Linked DNA regions of Homo sapiens: region 1 is linked to region 2. A link is an interaction called in ENCODE POLR2A ChIA-PET data of the cell type or tissue named here. Cell type or tissue: GM12878. All regions are shown on one strand. Region 1 overlaps GNAQ (G protein subunit alpha q). Region 2 holds the start of LOC107987081 (a long non-coding RNA gene).

Region 1 (8,000 bases), 100 kb after region 2:
CAGAACAATATTAATAACGATGCTGAGTTCAAGATATAATAGCATTAACTTACATAAAAGGTAATGCGGTAATGACAAAATTTTAATTCTCATCGACGTTTTTTAGGTACCTCATAAAAGAGTACAGTCCTACACCACATTAACAATGTTTCAGTCAACAACAGACCACGTAAATAACTGTGGTCCCACAAGATTATAATGGAGCTGAAAAATTCCTATCGCCTACTGACATCGTAGTTATCATAATGCAACACATTAGTCACATGTTTGTGGTAATACTTGTGTAACAAACCTACCAAGCTGCCAGTTGTACAAAAGTGTACAGTCATGTCCTAGACCCTCACATTCACTCACCACTCACTGACACCCAGAGCAATTTCCAGCCTGCAAGCTCCATTTATGGTAAGTGCGCTCTATGTGTATCATATTTTATCTTTTATTACTGAACCTTTTCTATGTTAAGATATGTTTGGATACACAAATACTTACCACTGTGCTACAAAAGCCCGCAGCGTTCAGTACAATAACATGCTTTACAGGTTTGCAGCCTGGGAACAATAGGCTTTACCACATAGCCTATATGTGTGTTGTAGGCTATACAATCTAGATTTGTGTAAGTACACTCTACAAGGCTCACACAATAACAACATCATCTGGCCACAAATTTCTCAGAAGGTATCCCCATTGTTAAGCAACACATAACTGTACTTACATAGAGCAAAATTTCTGGAATAGGAGAAATTGCCACAAACACCAGAGTCATGGAAGACTTCTGCAAAATTCTCAGTACTTGGCAGATTCACACACAATATAAGGAAGCAGATTAGCAGCAAATATCAGTCATAAAATTAAATAATACACATATATTTATGGTTTTAAGACAAACACACATATGCATTTTATGTACCCATAAAACAAAAATTGACTATATATATTAGACTACAATAAATTCCAAAAAGTAGAAACAGTACAGACCACATTCTATCAAAATGACCTCAGAATAAATAACTAAGGTTGAAAAAAAACTACAACCACTTGAAAAATTTAAACTATATTAAACAATCTTGGTTCAAAAACAAAAATAAAAATTGTAATTTTAGAATATCTGTAAAAGGATAAGAATGCTACATAGGGACATGTAATAAAATGCAAAGCCTTAAACACTACTAATTCAAATTGAGAAAATATTTTTTAAAATAATCTAAGAATTCTGATTCAAGAAAAAGTAAAAAATAAACTTAGAAAAATTCCAAGAAAAAAGTAATAAAGATAAGAAAAATTAACAAGAATGTCAAGACAACTCAATGAGAAAAGAATACGTTTTTTTCAACAAATGGTGCTGGGACAACTGGATATTCACACGCAAAGGATTATGTTGAAACCCCACATCACACCACATACAAAAATCAACTCAAAGTGTAAGACCTAAAACTACAAAACTCTTAGTAGAAAAGAGACGTAAATTTTTGTGACCTTGGATTTTTCCAATGGTTTCTTCCATATGAGACCAAAAAGCAGAAGCAATTCTTATAGATAAACTGGACTTCATCACCATTTAAAACTGTTGCGCTTCAGAACAATTCTGCATATAGCCAAACCTATCATTTAATCTTATCAGTTCTGTTCTTTTCCCCCTTGGAGACATTTGTCCTAGGGCACTCCATCTTTCCATAAAGAAAACCATCAAAGTTTTAGAAATATATAAATTAGGCCAGGCACAGTGGCCCACACCTGTAATCCCAGCACTTTGGGAGGCCAAGGTGGGCGGATCACGAGGCCAGGAGATCGAGACCATCCTGGCTAACACAGTGAAGCCCTGTCTCTACTAAAAATACAAAAAATTAGCCAGGCGTCCCAGCTACTGTAGTCCCAGCTACTCGGGAGGGCTGAGGCAGGAGAACTGATTGAACCCGGGAGGCGGAGGTTGCAGTGAGCCAAGATCACGCCACTGCACTCCGGCCTGGGCGACAGAGCAAGACTCTGTCTCAAAAAAAAAAAAAGAAATACAGAAATAAAGTGAAAGCTAAAAGTGATAGAAAATCTAATTCAAATGATAAGTTCAGGCATCTGTTAATTATTTTTGTAGGCATGTTTTGTAATTTTGTTAGTATATTTTGTAAGCAGTTTAGAAAATAAAAACTGTAAAATGAATACTGATTCAATAAAATGCAAATAAACACAACAAAGACATGTCTTTTTTTTAACCCATTAAATAGACATAATCCAAGGACAGCTAAAACTGTTATGTGTTGTGTTACGTTACGTTATGTTATGTTATGTTATGTTATGGACCAAAACGGCTGATAATCAAACTCTAAAAAATGTGCATGAAAAGAATCATACAGCGTGCAAAAATACCCAACAATGTTCACTGTAGCACTGATTATAACATTTTCTTAATAGAATCAAAGTAAATATTCATTAAAAGGTATCAGGTATAAATGGTACTGTGCTGATATTTAACAATTAGTTCTTCCAGAGATGGGAGTAAGACCTAATCTGTATCTGCCAATTTCTGTGGTGTAAACCCTAGCAACATGTCTGATTTCAAGCTACCAAAGTTCGGTCACTAAATGTAAAGTTGAGACAAAAAAATGATCAAAACTGGCTTTCGTGAGCAGGTACAAACTAGCTGCATCACAGCACTGTATGATTCAAAATGCACGGAGGAAACACTAAACAGCCATAAATATGTTCCAAAAGATTTATATTAACATGGCAAGACATCCTACATATTACTGAATGAAAAAAATCCAATTACACATAGAACAGCTTATGCTGTGTCATCTGTGACACTGAAACTTGTATGTACATTTCACCTTCATTTTGAAAGAAAAAGAACCATACATCAGAGATGTATAACACACTACATTCAATCTAGTTTTGTCCATAACAATGGCAGTAAATCTAGCTTTCATGGAATATCTAAAGCAGATCATGATTTTTATTTTAAAACAGAATAGCAAAAGATCAACAGTTTTGGCTTGATAGTAATTAAAAACTTCTGTATCAAATAATACAAAACAAAAGGAAAACAACAGACTGGGGTTAAGTTTTTGGCAATAAAAATGACAAAAGGCTAATTTCATTTGTAGGTTTGGAGTTCAAAAATAGGCAAAGGAAATGAAGAAACAATTCACAAAAGAAGCAATTCAACTAGAAACAAACATGGGGAAATGATCATTCTCACTAATGATCAATGCAAAGTTTAGAATTATGTACCATTTTTGCCTCCTAACTTACTGATATTCTAATAATATTGTTCATGATGCTGGAAACTGTATACAATCGTTTCAGAATATGTTTTGGGTGTGTATAACCAAGGTTGTAAAATTTTTCATATCCTCAGACCTAGAAATAACATTTCCATGAATCTATTCTAACAAAATTATGTGTGTGCATGTTTTAAAAAGCTATCTCCACCAAGAACTTCATCACAGCATTATTTTTAAAATGAAATCATTGGGAGAAACCTAAATGTACAAAAAAAAAAGAGTAAACAAGTAAACAATATACATCCTCTCAAAAGAATCTTATACAGTCTTTTCAAATGTTAATATGAAGTCTACATAGCCACATAAAAAATGCTTACAACCTAATGTTAAGTTGTACAGTATGATCACATCTATGTAAAAAACATAAAAATAAAACAGACTATAAAGGAATGTGCAAAAAGAGCATGGTTCTTAGTTTAGACTGGTATATTTTTGATAAATTTATGAATATTTTAAAAAGTTTTATTAAATTTTGTGCAAAAAACTTGCATTATTTGTAAAATTTCAAAATCACTGAAAAACAGGCTATAAAAAATAATGTAATTAAATAACAGAATGTGGGTTGTCATTCTTTCAAAGACTAGCATGAAAACAACATAATGTATTTCTTAAGAATGTCAGAACATTAAGTGGAAGAAAATAAACATTTCTTCTCGACTCAAACTTGGACTGTCTATTAAGCACAATAGCTTTTCTCCTTACCAAACTTTTTTTTTTACTATTTTACAAACAACCAAACCACCAAATGACAGTATCTCAAGTGCTCTTATTTCATTCCAAAAAGAGAATAAAAGACAAGGTAAATTCAGGCCACAGCATACTGCTTAAGGATACATTATAGTATAAAACATAAAGAATATTTTTAATAGAAATCATTGTGTCAACCCACAAGTAAGGACTAGGCATGCACAACACATTAATTCTGAGATGGATACACTGTAATTTGAGTAGCAATTCATAGGTAGACTCCAGGGGTTTAGAAACATCCTCCCACCCGCTGCAGAAGAATCTGTTCTCATAACAAGCATGGCCTAGAGTAGAAAGCCCTACAAAAAATACGTTTCTCAAAGGACAGAGCTAGTGATTTTCATGAAAATATACTTTGAATCAGGATTTCCCTAAAGAAATATTGATGAAGTCCTGTAATTTCCTCCATTAAAATGCCACTCTTTACCAAGATGTATTGGATAAGGAAACACAAACTGTTTCTCTGAAAATGATAAAGCAATATACAGGTATTTTCTCCCATATAAGATGAGAAAATGCATGGGACTCATTACTACAAGAAGTGGTATGTGCCCAAAATTTGTAATCGTTTCTAACGTGATCTGGATAACATCTTAGATGGTAACCCATGGCAAAACAGGAGAAGGTAGAATGTTCAGAGGACACCCATTCGTTAGCTCTGAAAGACAGCAAGAACCTTCCACCTCCAGACTCCATGTCAGAGCCAAACTTGACTCCAATAGGAGATAGTGCTTGCCAATTCATTAATTCTTGGACCATTAGAATGTAATTGATAAATAAAAATATAAAGGTTCATTTCAAGTACCTTTTGTTTCTGCACTACTGAGTTTTTCTCTCAAATTATTAAAAATTATTCAAATTAACCAAAACATATGCAGCTTCATTTTGAATGTCGGTCATAATTAGAGACTTTAGGAACCTTTAGGCCAGGTGCGGTGGCTCAAGCCTATAATCCCAACACTTTGGGAGGCCAAGATGGGTGGATCACCTGAGGTCAGGAGTTTGAGAGGAGCCTGACCAACATGGTGAAACCCCGTCTCTACTGAAAACACAAAAAATTAGCCAGGCATGGTGGCAGGCGCCTGTAATCCCAGCTACTTGGGAGGCTGAGGAAGGAGAATCACTTGAACCTGGGAGGCAGAGGGTGCAGTGAGCTGAGATTGCGCCACTGCACTCCAGCCTGGGTGACAGAGTGAGACTCCATCTCAAAAAAAAAAAAAAAAAAAGAAAGAAAAGAGACTTTAGGAACCTTTAAAAATCCTAGGGAAAAAGTCTGCTCTTAGGCTTGGATGTAATGGCCCAGAACATGAAAAAGACACAAGAGAATACATCCAATTGATAGGTGCCTTTTCTCAGCTAAAAGGTGTTATTTCTACATTACATGCCTCCACTTTGCATGAATCTACCTGGCAAGAATATCTCATGCTATTGCTTATTTATTTATTGCCGTGGGAAACTGAGAGCCATTTTACTATAGGAGATGCAAGCCAAGCAAAAGCAGATTTCCTGAGCAAGGATGTCTCAAGAGACATCTCATAACACATCACAGGATTAGCAGAGTTCTCAAAACAGTAATAGATGCATTTCTATCACCTGAAACAGCTGACAGAAAAAAAAACATGGAGGAAACATGTTGCAAATTTTCTTTATACTCTGTCAAGGGTTTTTCTCGGGACACAGCTTCATGAGAGTTCTATGCTCACCTATTTAACCACCTCTGGGAACAAAAGGACAGGAATGAGTACATGCAACACAAACTACTCCCATTCCACCAAGGCGTCTACACTTACTTGCTCATCTCCCAACCCACCATCTGGGTGAGGAAGGGCACAGTGGATGTGACAATGAGGATGAAAACACGTGGTAGGATGGTGGAGGCGGCCAGAAGAGGCAGCATTGGTCTGGCTCTTCCTGATTGAGAACATCAATCCAAGGCATCAGGCACCTCTCCTTTGCTCTTCTCTCCTTCTCTCCAGAGCCCAGCAAAGACACAATGGCGCTACCCCTATTGGCAACAACACCCTCTGCCCTTCCAAGCCCCACGGGACTCCCTATTACTCTACTTTACCCTATGTCTGTTCTTTTCCCTGGCACTCATTCAACTGCAAATGTGAGGTCAAGGTAAGGAAGCCCAACGCTGATAAGTTGATGAGGAGAAGGCCCTGGGCCAGGAGTAAAGTGGGCCTAGGAATGCCAACTGCCTGCCTGGCACCTCCAGTGGAATTAAGCTTTTCTTACATTTCTCCAGAACTAGCATGAGAGTCCAGCTGCTCTTTCTTTGGCCACAGAGTCTTTGTCCAGAATGCAAACGAGGAACACAGGAAGCTGCTTTTTTTTTTTTTTTTTTTTTTGAGACAAGGTCTCACTCTGTTACCTAAGCTGGAGTGCAGTGGCACGATCACAACTCACTGCAGCCCTGACCACCCAGGCTCCTAAGTAACTGGGACCACAGGCATGGGCACCCACGCCCAGCTAATTTTTGTATTTTTGGTAGAGACCAGGTCTCACCATGTTGCCCAGGCTGGTCTCGAACTCTTGGGCTCAAGCAATCTGCCTGCCTTGGCTTCCCAAAGTGCTGGGATTACACGCGTGAACCACCACACCTGGCAAAGCTGATTTCTTAAGGTTTCTCTGATCATGGTCATACCAACTGAGAATGGCTCAGAGGCCACAGCATTAGATATATTTTAAGGCAAAAAATTATAAAAATCTTTTACTTCTTTGTATGCATGCTATAGATGTTTCTACCATTATCTGTTTTTCTGCTTTTAATGAAAGCCCCAAGAAAATAAAGGCACAGTGATGGAAAAAGAAATGAACACACAAAATCCATCCAATGTTTAATTCTAAATCTTTCCTGGAAAGCCCTAGAAAAGAGACCTGCTAGCTCCAAATATAAAGCAGCCCCCTAGATGTGCCCTGCTGGGCATTCCCAGTGCTCAGGCTCATTGGCCAGCCAGCTGTCACTGAAAATGGCAGAGATGGGCTTGGGCAACAAGATTATTTGCAGGCAAAGGGAAAGCAATGTTGTGTTTGGCTTCAGTCACACATACACTAAAGAGAAGCAACGCTTAAAGCCCAATGAAGAAAAAACAAACAAAAAGAAGTAGTAAGTCAAAGGAAGCTGCTTGAGGATACGGAAGAAAAGACCCAGTCCTGAGCCGAGCAGCGCTGGAACACTGCGTCTCTCGGGCTCCACCTCTGTGCCTCCCAGGATATCGCCCTTCCTGCAGGAAGCAAGAGACCCATGCTGATATGACAGGAGGTTTCTGATACCATTTCTTGTGAAGACATTGCAAACTATCAGCAGCATGCCAGGCGGCACCAGGGGAGCTCTGGACAGACTTGCTAAGGCTTCATTCACAGGCCCCCCTCAAAGTGCTCCCCACTGCAGGGCACTCAGAGTTATTACAGAGGTCAAAGAGAAGAGCCAGGCCAACCCGAAGGAGCCCACCAGACCTGGCAATGCCTCCTAGTAGAGCCCATCACTGCTGGAGACAGCAGCAAGCTTAGACCCTTCATCCAGGGGTGAGTTTGGGCAGAAAGTGGCCGAGACGCCAAAGCTGCAAAGGGGAAGGAGAAAAAAATTCAAAGTTCAAATGGTCCTTAGAGATCATCTGCTGCAATCTCCTCATTCTACAGGTTTTTATAGAAAAAGCAAATGATCAAAATACCCTGAGGTTAGTTATGTGGGAAAAAAAGATTCAGTAAGCAGGGCAGGAATACTTCACCCCACTTTCAGTCACAGATTTTAGAAAAGATATATGTAACGAATCCAAAATGCACAGCCATAAAAGGTGCTTATTTAGCCAAAAATAAAAAATAAAAAACTTTCACAAAATTAGTCTGCCATTGTTTTTAAATTATTACATGTCTTACCAATGCTCAAAAATATATCACAAGAGTTACAGAGACAAGAGAGTTAAACCTGGCAATCTTTTAAAGGCAAACTGAACAAAAATTAAAGTCATCTTGTAT
Region 2 (8,000 bases):
AAGACAGGTACAGGAATGTTTATATTTGCAGTATTTTTATCAGCCAGAAATGCCCAAATTTATAATAGGATATAATTATATATATATAATTATAACAAATTATAGCATATTTATAAAATAAAATGTCATACAACTGTACTGTCCAGTACAGTAGCTGCTGGTCACATGTAAATTTAAATGTAAATTAATAAAATTAAATGAAAGTAAAAATTGAGTTCCTCAGTTACACTAGGCACATTTCACAACTCAATAGTCACATGCAGCTAGTGGCGACTGTATTGGACAGAAGAGATAGAAAGCATTTTTATCACCACAGAAAGTTCTGTGAGGCACTGCTATTACATAGCAATGAGAATAAAGGAATTACAAGTTAACAACGTGGGTGAATTCCACAAACACAATGTTGAGTAAAATAAACCAGAGACAAAGGAATATATATTTTGTATGCCTTCATTCATACCAAGATCAAATACTAACAAAACTAATCTACGTTACCAGAAGTCAGGATAGTGGTCATCCTTCGGAACTTGGGAGTATTGACTGGAAGGGAGCATGAAGAATCTTCTGAGGTTATGGTTATATTGACCCAGATCAAAAAATCCAGATATACATGTATTGACAATGGAAAAACACACACGACTCAATACTGATGTTGTGTGCACTCTTCTGTATTTTTTTGAAATTTTTATTATCGAAAAAGAAAAAAATATCAGTCTCAGTCCACTGCTGAAGTCTTCCTTTGTTTCAGAACCCTCCTCTGATGAAAATGAACTTAGATGTACATCCTAGAAAGGCAATATGGCATGCCTTGGGATTACGAATTAACTTTAGCCAAGAAAACAAGGAATTTTAAATATCTCATATTCATCTGCTATTTTTACATGGCCGTCATGGGTATAAAATGAATAAAGAACTGCAAAGATAAAGGGAGGAGAAGAAAATGTGGCTAGGAAGTATCTGCAAGATATTAAAAGAGAAAAGAAATTATAGAAAGGGATTTTGAAAGTTGATATAGTTACCAGAGACTCCATGGTGATTCAACTCCCAAGAGTCCTGGAGAGAAGGGAGAAAGCAGTAAACCAATCTTAGAAAAAGAGGTGGCTGACTCATCAAATTGGCCATGAAAAGTCCATAGATTCCTTTAGACTATTAAAAAGCCAAGAGGCACAGTGGCTCATGCCTGTAATCCCAGCACTTTGGGAGGCCGAGGCGGGCGGACCACCTGAGGTTGGGAGTTTGAGATTTAGCCTGACCAACATGGAGAAACCTTGTCTCTATTAAAAAATACAAAAAATTAGACAGGCATGGTGGCGCATGCCTGTAATCCCAGCTACTTGGGAGGCTGAGGCAGGAGAATCGCTTGAACCCAGGAGGCGGAGGTTGCGGTGAGCCGAGATTGTGCCATTGCACTCCAGCCTGGACAACAAGAGCAAAACTCCGTCTCAAAACAAAAAAAAAAGATGAGAAAACTCTCAAAGATTTATAGAAGCAGGAGTAGAAAGTTTCCCTATGAAAAAGCATAGGCTGTTTTGGTACCCTGTGGCCAAGAATCCAATTAAAATCACTGTCACCCACAAAAACCTTCATCTGATATTTTACTTTTGAACACCAAAAAAAAAAAAAAAAAAAATCAACATAGATGTAATCATTACAATCACGTATGGGATTTAGATACAAAGAAAAAAATCTCTATTGGGCTGGAGACCATTATCAAAGCAAATCTGTTGTTTATTGTCTTTTTAAAAATTTTTCATAGGTGCTGTAGAATGGATAAAGTTCAAGAAAGGCAAAAGCTTCAAAATATAAGAAAATAATTTTAATAACAGCATCATCTCTTTTTTAGAGTTTCAGAATGAGAAAATCAACATGAAGAAAAACAGTGTTGAGAAGAATTTTAGAGGTTGTCTAGTACATTCCTAGCTTTATTTTAGCAAAAGTGCTTTAAAGAAATTCACATGTTAAAAATACATTCTATTTTGAACACAGCCAGATAAGGAGATTTCTGTACCTCTTTTAGTATCCCATTTCAATGACTGTCACTCTGAAGTGACTCTGAGGTTTTCCTTAAATACCTCCTAAATCTGGTCACATTGTTTGTTTTATTCTTTGTTTTATTCTTTATTTCTGTACCTCTTTTAGTATCCCATTTCAATGACTGTCACTCTGAAGTGACTCTGAGGTTTTCCTTAAATACCTCCTAAATCTGGTCACATTGTTTTTTTGTTTTATTCTTTAAAAAGATGGAAGGTTAGTAGTATTCATTCTCTACATAATGACAATTCCTCTTATAACTTCAAAACTTTCAAAAACCATTTATGAGACATTTTCACATACATTATCTATTTAACCCTTGAAATAATCCCATTACTATTTGTCACAGATGGAGAAATTCAAGGCTTAGAGAGTTAAAACAATTGAAGCTGGCGGGGGTGGGGGTGGTGTGGAAATGGGATAATCCCAAGCTTATTATATTCAATCCTTAGAGTCAAATTCAGCTAGCTACTTCGTATATAACTAAGTCACTAACCCCTTTACTTCTTTCCACTCCAGAATAAGAAATTTTATTTTAACAAAGACTTAGCAAACAGTAAAATCAGAGGGCTTGCTTCTATGGAGAATCCATGTGTCACTTTATTTTTCACGCTGTGTATTTTTGCAGTGAAGATGTGTAATTTGTAACACCATCATTCCCCTTCTTCCACCAACTGTACCCAGATTTCCCTCAGGGGCTGTCAATCATATTGTTGAGCCTTCCCCTGTCTAAAGACTTAGCACAGAATCCAGGCTGCTCCAAATCGGCACTTTTTCCCAGAAATCTGAATCTTAGGTGGGTGACAGAAGATTGGAAATGGCCAGAGTTCATCCATTTCACAGATGAGTTCTCTGAGCCTGCCCTAGTTTCTAAGAGGCCATCCTTCAGCTTCTACTCCCTTCTCCCAGTGAGTCCATTTTCAGATAAATTCATTTTCTGCTTAAGTTAGCCAGTGTTGGTTTCTGTTGCTTGCAAGCAGAGAACCTTGACTGATAGAGCTCTTCAGAGGGGTAGATAAGAATATGTATTTATTAATTCTGCCTCTATTATGTATTTATTATCTAGGTGGGAAATACTAAAATGAAATCAGCCTTTTGGCATTTTGTAAACTAAGAAAATTCACTCATGTTGCACAAAGTAGTAATGTTTTATTCCTTGATCAAGGGCAACAATAAGTTGGCAAGTTTTCCAGAATCCTGGCTACATTTTTCAGGAAAATGAAAAATGGCTTCTGGGACCTTGGATTATTCAGGAAGTACAGAAAATTCAGAAAGTGTCAAATGTGTTTAACGAGGTACTTTCCTGTGACAAGTTCTTTCTCAGAATTGCTTAGAGAGGACAAAAGGCACTGTAGCAATACATCCTCTCATAACCCCTCCATGCTAGGCGAAAGGGAAACACAGGTGTCAGGCCTCAAAACGCCTGGCTAGTTTGTCAGAGACAGCTGCAGCCAAGGTGCTAAATAAGCCCTGGTTATCAGGACTTTCAAGTCTAAAAGGAAAAACTGGTTTACAAAAAAAAAAAGGTGCAACTGTCCACTCAACATTGGCCCAAGGTGAGGCGGAGTTCTCTTAGACAACTGTCTTAAAATTCACTACATGAAGAAGCATTGTATCAGATTCTTTTCTCTTCCCAGGACTGGCAAAGAGAGCAATGGCCTATCAATACTTTGAAATTGCCACAATACCACCCTTATTTCACAGTTCATAGAGATTATAAGCCAACTATCAAAGGATACTATGATCCGCTATCTGGAGTAATTCACTCAATAAACAAAAGCTTCTACAACATGTCTGGCATGTTACGGAGGAGATAAAGAATTATAAAGGAAGAAGCTTGCTTACTGTAAGATAATTTTCAATCTGAGAAAATAAGGCAAACAAATATGAAATAACTAGTAACAGGCAACGCAGGAAGAACCCCAACTGCCAAGTTCAGACAGTAAAAAATCAAGGATTCCAAACCCTGAGATCCACTCCCTCAGCTGTAACTCAAAGACAGTTCCTTGGCCACATAAACACAGGCACTTTATATCCTTTCCTTTTTAATTAAGAGCTGATTTCAACACCAAAGCAAAGATCCATCAGAAAAGCACATCGGTATAAAGAGGGCGGAAGGAGGGTGGGGGGGAAGAAGGTAAGAAAAAATAACTACTGGGTACTAGGCTTAGTACCTGAGTGACAAAATAATCTGTACACCAAACCCCCATGACACGAGTTTACCTATAAACAAACCTGCACATGTGCCCCTGAACCTAAAGTAAAAGTTTTAAAATAATAAACTTAAAAAAAAAAGGAAGCCATAAAATAACAGGGATAAAAATTCTTTCTTTTGTAAACTAAGAAATGACACAGTTATCTCACAGTCAAATGCCCTTGCACCTAGTAGAGCCTTAAATATGGCTTTTGATTTGACCGAGTGACAAATACTTAATCCCTTTTTATCACTAGTTATCAATATTTGTGTTCAGGGAAAATGCAAAATAATATTTAGGAATAAACAAACCCTAGTTCACAGACTATTCAGAAGTCCTAAGACGTATGTCTTCTCTCACCTGGGCTGAGTCCAAGCAGCTCACCTATAAACAGTGCTTGTTTGGCAAAAAGTACAAGAACAGGACAACAGATACACACTCGGGGAAGAATTCATCTTTCTTTTGGTAAAATGTGCAATTACAAGCTCCTTACTAATTATGCAATCTGTTGACAAAGGGCATGCAATGTCACACCATTTGGTCCAGAGACTGTGAACTGGACTCCCCCTGACCACAGCACCCTCCGGCCAGCTAACCAGGCAGGACTCTCGGTTCAAGCAATAACAAGTAAGCAGGAGCAACAGAAACCTCAGTTACTCTGGGGTGGCATTCCAAAAGCCAGAATCAATTTCACAGCAAACAAAACTGAACACTTTCCCAGTTCAGAAGAGCTCATATAATGTACAGGCCATGTTTTGCTTTATAAAATACAGGAGCTCAAAAGCAAGTACAAAGTTATGCTGGACAATATTAGAAAGTATCTTTATTTATGCTACTATAGATTATGGCCAATGTGATGGTGGGTGCAGAGAAGCTTTACTAAAAACCAAATGGTTATGTTTTTAAGCCAAATTTCCAAAATAGTTATTTATTTTATATCTTTAGTGTCACAATAATATAAATCAGAATGTGATACCTCCATGTAACTGTTAATCAAATATACACCAAATTCTTTAGACTATTTATAAATTATAAAGTATATACCTTTGTAACCATAGAAAACTCTAACCAAAACATAAAATATTATTATTAAAATAATAAACACAAGAAAATAAAATCCAAATTTAGCCTGCATGTGAAATCTTTCATGAAACATCCTAAACCATTTTCTAGTCCTCCTCTATAAGAATTCCACTCAAGCTAAATTGGCAGATTTCTACATCCCATGCAAATTCCTTCTTCTGATCATTTATTATAGCCATTCCTTCTCCCCAATGTGCCCCTCCCTCAGATCTGCCCTTCTCCCTTTCTGGATTGTAAATTTCTGCCCAGCCCTGATTAAACTTTTCTGTATCCCTGACAGTATATAGCATTTATTCCCTTATGCATACAGATTTCAAGAGTTATTTGTTGATTTGAATAATCATTTCGACAAGTTTAGGGCAGACGAGGAGACTCTCAATTGTTAAGCTCACAAATAATTTTTTTTGTTTGAGATGGAGTCTTGCTCTGTTGCCCAGGCTGCAGCGTAGCGGCATGATCTCAGCTCACTGCAACCTCCACCTCCAGGGTTCAAGCGATTCTCCTGCCTCAGCCTCCCAAGTAGCTGGGATTACAGGCATGTGCCACCACGCCTGGCTAATTTTTGTATTTTTAGTAGAGACAGGATTTCACCATGCTAGCCAGGCTGGTCTCAAACTCCTGACCTCAGGCTACCAGCCCGCCTTAGCCTCCGTAAGTGCTAGGATTACAGGTATGAGTCACCATACCTGGCCACAAATAATTTACCTATTCAAAAAGATGTATTTTTTGAGCACTTACTATGTACAAGATATAATGCCAGGGACAATGAAGAATGAATGCAAAGATGGAACTGATGAAGACTGACTTTCAAGGAGCTCAGAATCTAGTGAGGAAAATAAGATCAACATCCAAGTCACCATAATCAATACAAGCTAGGCAATTACAAACACTTCGCTATGGATATGCTAAAGAACAGTAGGATTACTTAGCACTATGAGGGGCTGGGAAGCTATCAGAGAACTCTCGGAAGAAGAGGCAGCTGAGCTGAACAGGAAGGAGTAGACATGATGTCCTTAACAAGCATAAACAAAGGCAACAAGTGGGCAGAGTTCAGAAAGTTAATGGATGAAGCAAGGTGAAAATGACGCTTTAGAACATGTATATGATATAGAGAAAAAGAAACAAACGTGAAAGTCATTTGTAATATGAATGAAAGGTGGTTAAACATGGGAAACTGGGAGGTCATCACACTAAAGTCATGATATGTAGGAGGATTTATGAGGATAATTATGGTATCTGAGGAAAACTCATATATTGTAACGTTTTATGATGTCAATTTATAACTGAATAGTATTCAACACAGTAATGTCTACTTAATTAGAATTGACATGAGGCCGGGAGAGGTGGCTCATGCCTGTAATCCCAACACTTTGGGAGGCCGAAGCAGGCGGATCATGAAATCAAGAGATCAAGATCACCTGGTCAACATGGTGAAACCCCGTCTCTACTAAAAATATAAAAATTAGCTGGGCATGGTGGTGCACGCCTGTAGTCCCAGCTACTTGGGATGCTGAGGCAGGAGAATCGCTTGAACCTGAGAGGCGCAGATTGCAGTGAGCTGAGATCGCGCCACTGCACTCCAGCCTGATGACAGAGCAAGACTCTGTCTCAAAAAAAAAAAAGAATTGACATGAAAAGTTCAAATAACTTGTTAAATATTCTTCAATGTGTTACATGAATAAGGCATAAATTCCACCCCATCTTTAACATCTACATGACTGTATAATAAATGATCTTCATATGGGCAAGGTCCTGTCTTAAAACAGGGCAAGGTCCTGAAGGATTCTTCTGGAACATCTAAGAAATAAGATTTTGGGGGATAAAATTCAGGGAGATTATATTTTAGTGTGTAAACTGGCAGTGTGGTGTGTATATATAAAAAACAAATAGCACACACATGGTAAGTCAGGCAGAATTCATCAGATCATCATATTATTAACTGACCGTAAACTGGAAAACTCGCTGGTATTAAAAAAATAAACAACAAACAAACTCAACACAATTACAACTACAAGGAAACAAGCATGCTAACGATTTCAGAAACCACTGAGATTTCTTGGGGCAGGGAGAACCCTGATCCTTTCAAATTCAGACTACTTAGATATATCCATGCAGCTTACTCTGGCTCAATTACCATGTTCCTGGGCTCACAAACTTGCACAGTTCTTTTTCACCCTTGAAAATAAAAGCAGGAGGAATTATTTGTGGAGGGTCTTTTTGTTATTTGTGGAAAGATTCCTGTTGCCACCGGAAAACCAGGTATGAAAGTATCAATTAGGTAAGAAACCAGTGTTAATTTCAAGGAACCATCTAAGAAAAACAAATGCCTGATTTTAAGATGATTTGGTATTTTATTATAGAAGCCTTGGGATGGTAACAGAGGCAAAGGTATACAGAATTGCCTTATTTTAGCAGTGGGTTCACTTTGTGAGTTAAATCTATGAGTCCCACTGGACATTGCAACTTCTTGCTATTGCTTACTGATCTTGGAAAATGGAAATATCCTTCACAGTAGATTTATCAAAAGTACTGAGAGAATGAAAATTTCTTATTGAAGGCTCTAAAATAATTATAGGTATAAATGCAGTGTTTTATCAACAAAAGGCAAGGCTCACTTATAGGATCAGCATATCTAAAATCCCTGAGGAGCAAAGACTGCATCCATGGGGGATGTATTGATTAACGGGAAGG

The links. Peaks named below come from ENCODE experiments on the same cell type or tissue, not always from the same donor. Only the 100,000 strongest peaks of a DNase experiment are listed, where the experiment ranks them.
Region 1: POLR2A ChIA-PET joins it to region 2 with 6 read pairs; 3 of 35 experiments call an interaction of 5 or more read pairs at or near these places.

What each region holds. Positions count from the first base shown.
Region 1 is chr9:78,014,695-78,022,694 of GRCh38, forward strand. All of the region lies in intron 1 of GNAQ (G protein subunit alpha q), which reads right to left. Among named protein-coding and RNA genes, the nearest start is that of GNAQ, 13 kb to the right of the region's middle. In GM12878, no CTCF peak of the experiment used is centred here; no DNase peak of the experiment used is centred here.
Region 2 is chr9:77,913,219-77,921,218 of GRCh38, forward strand. The region is part of intron 2 of GNAQ (G protein subunit alpha q); the gene reads right to left. LOC107987081 (a long non-coding RNA gene) reads right to left here and starts at 5,776. Exons shown (of 2, transcript XR_001746758.3): 1 at 2,131-5,776; 2 at 1-2,008. In GM12878, no CTCF peak of the experiment used is centred here; a DNase peak (open chromatin) is centred at 3,353.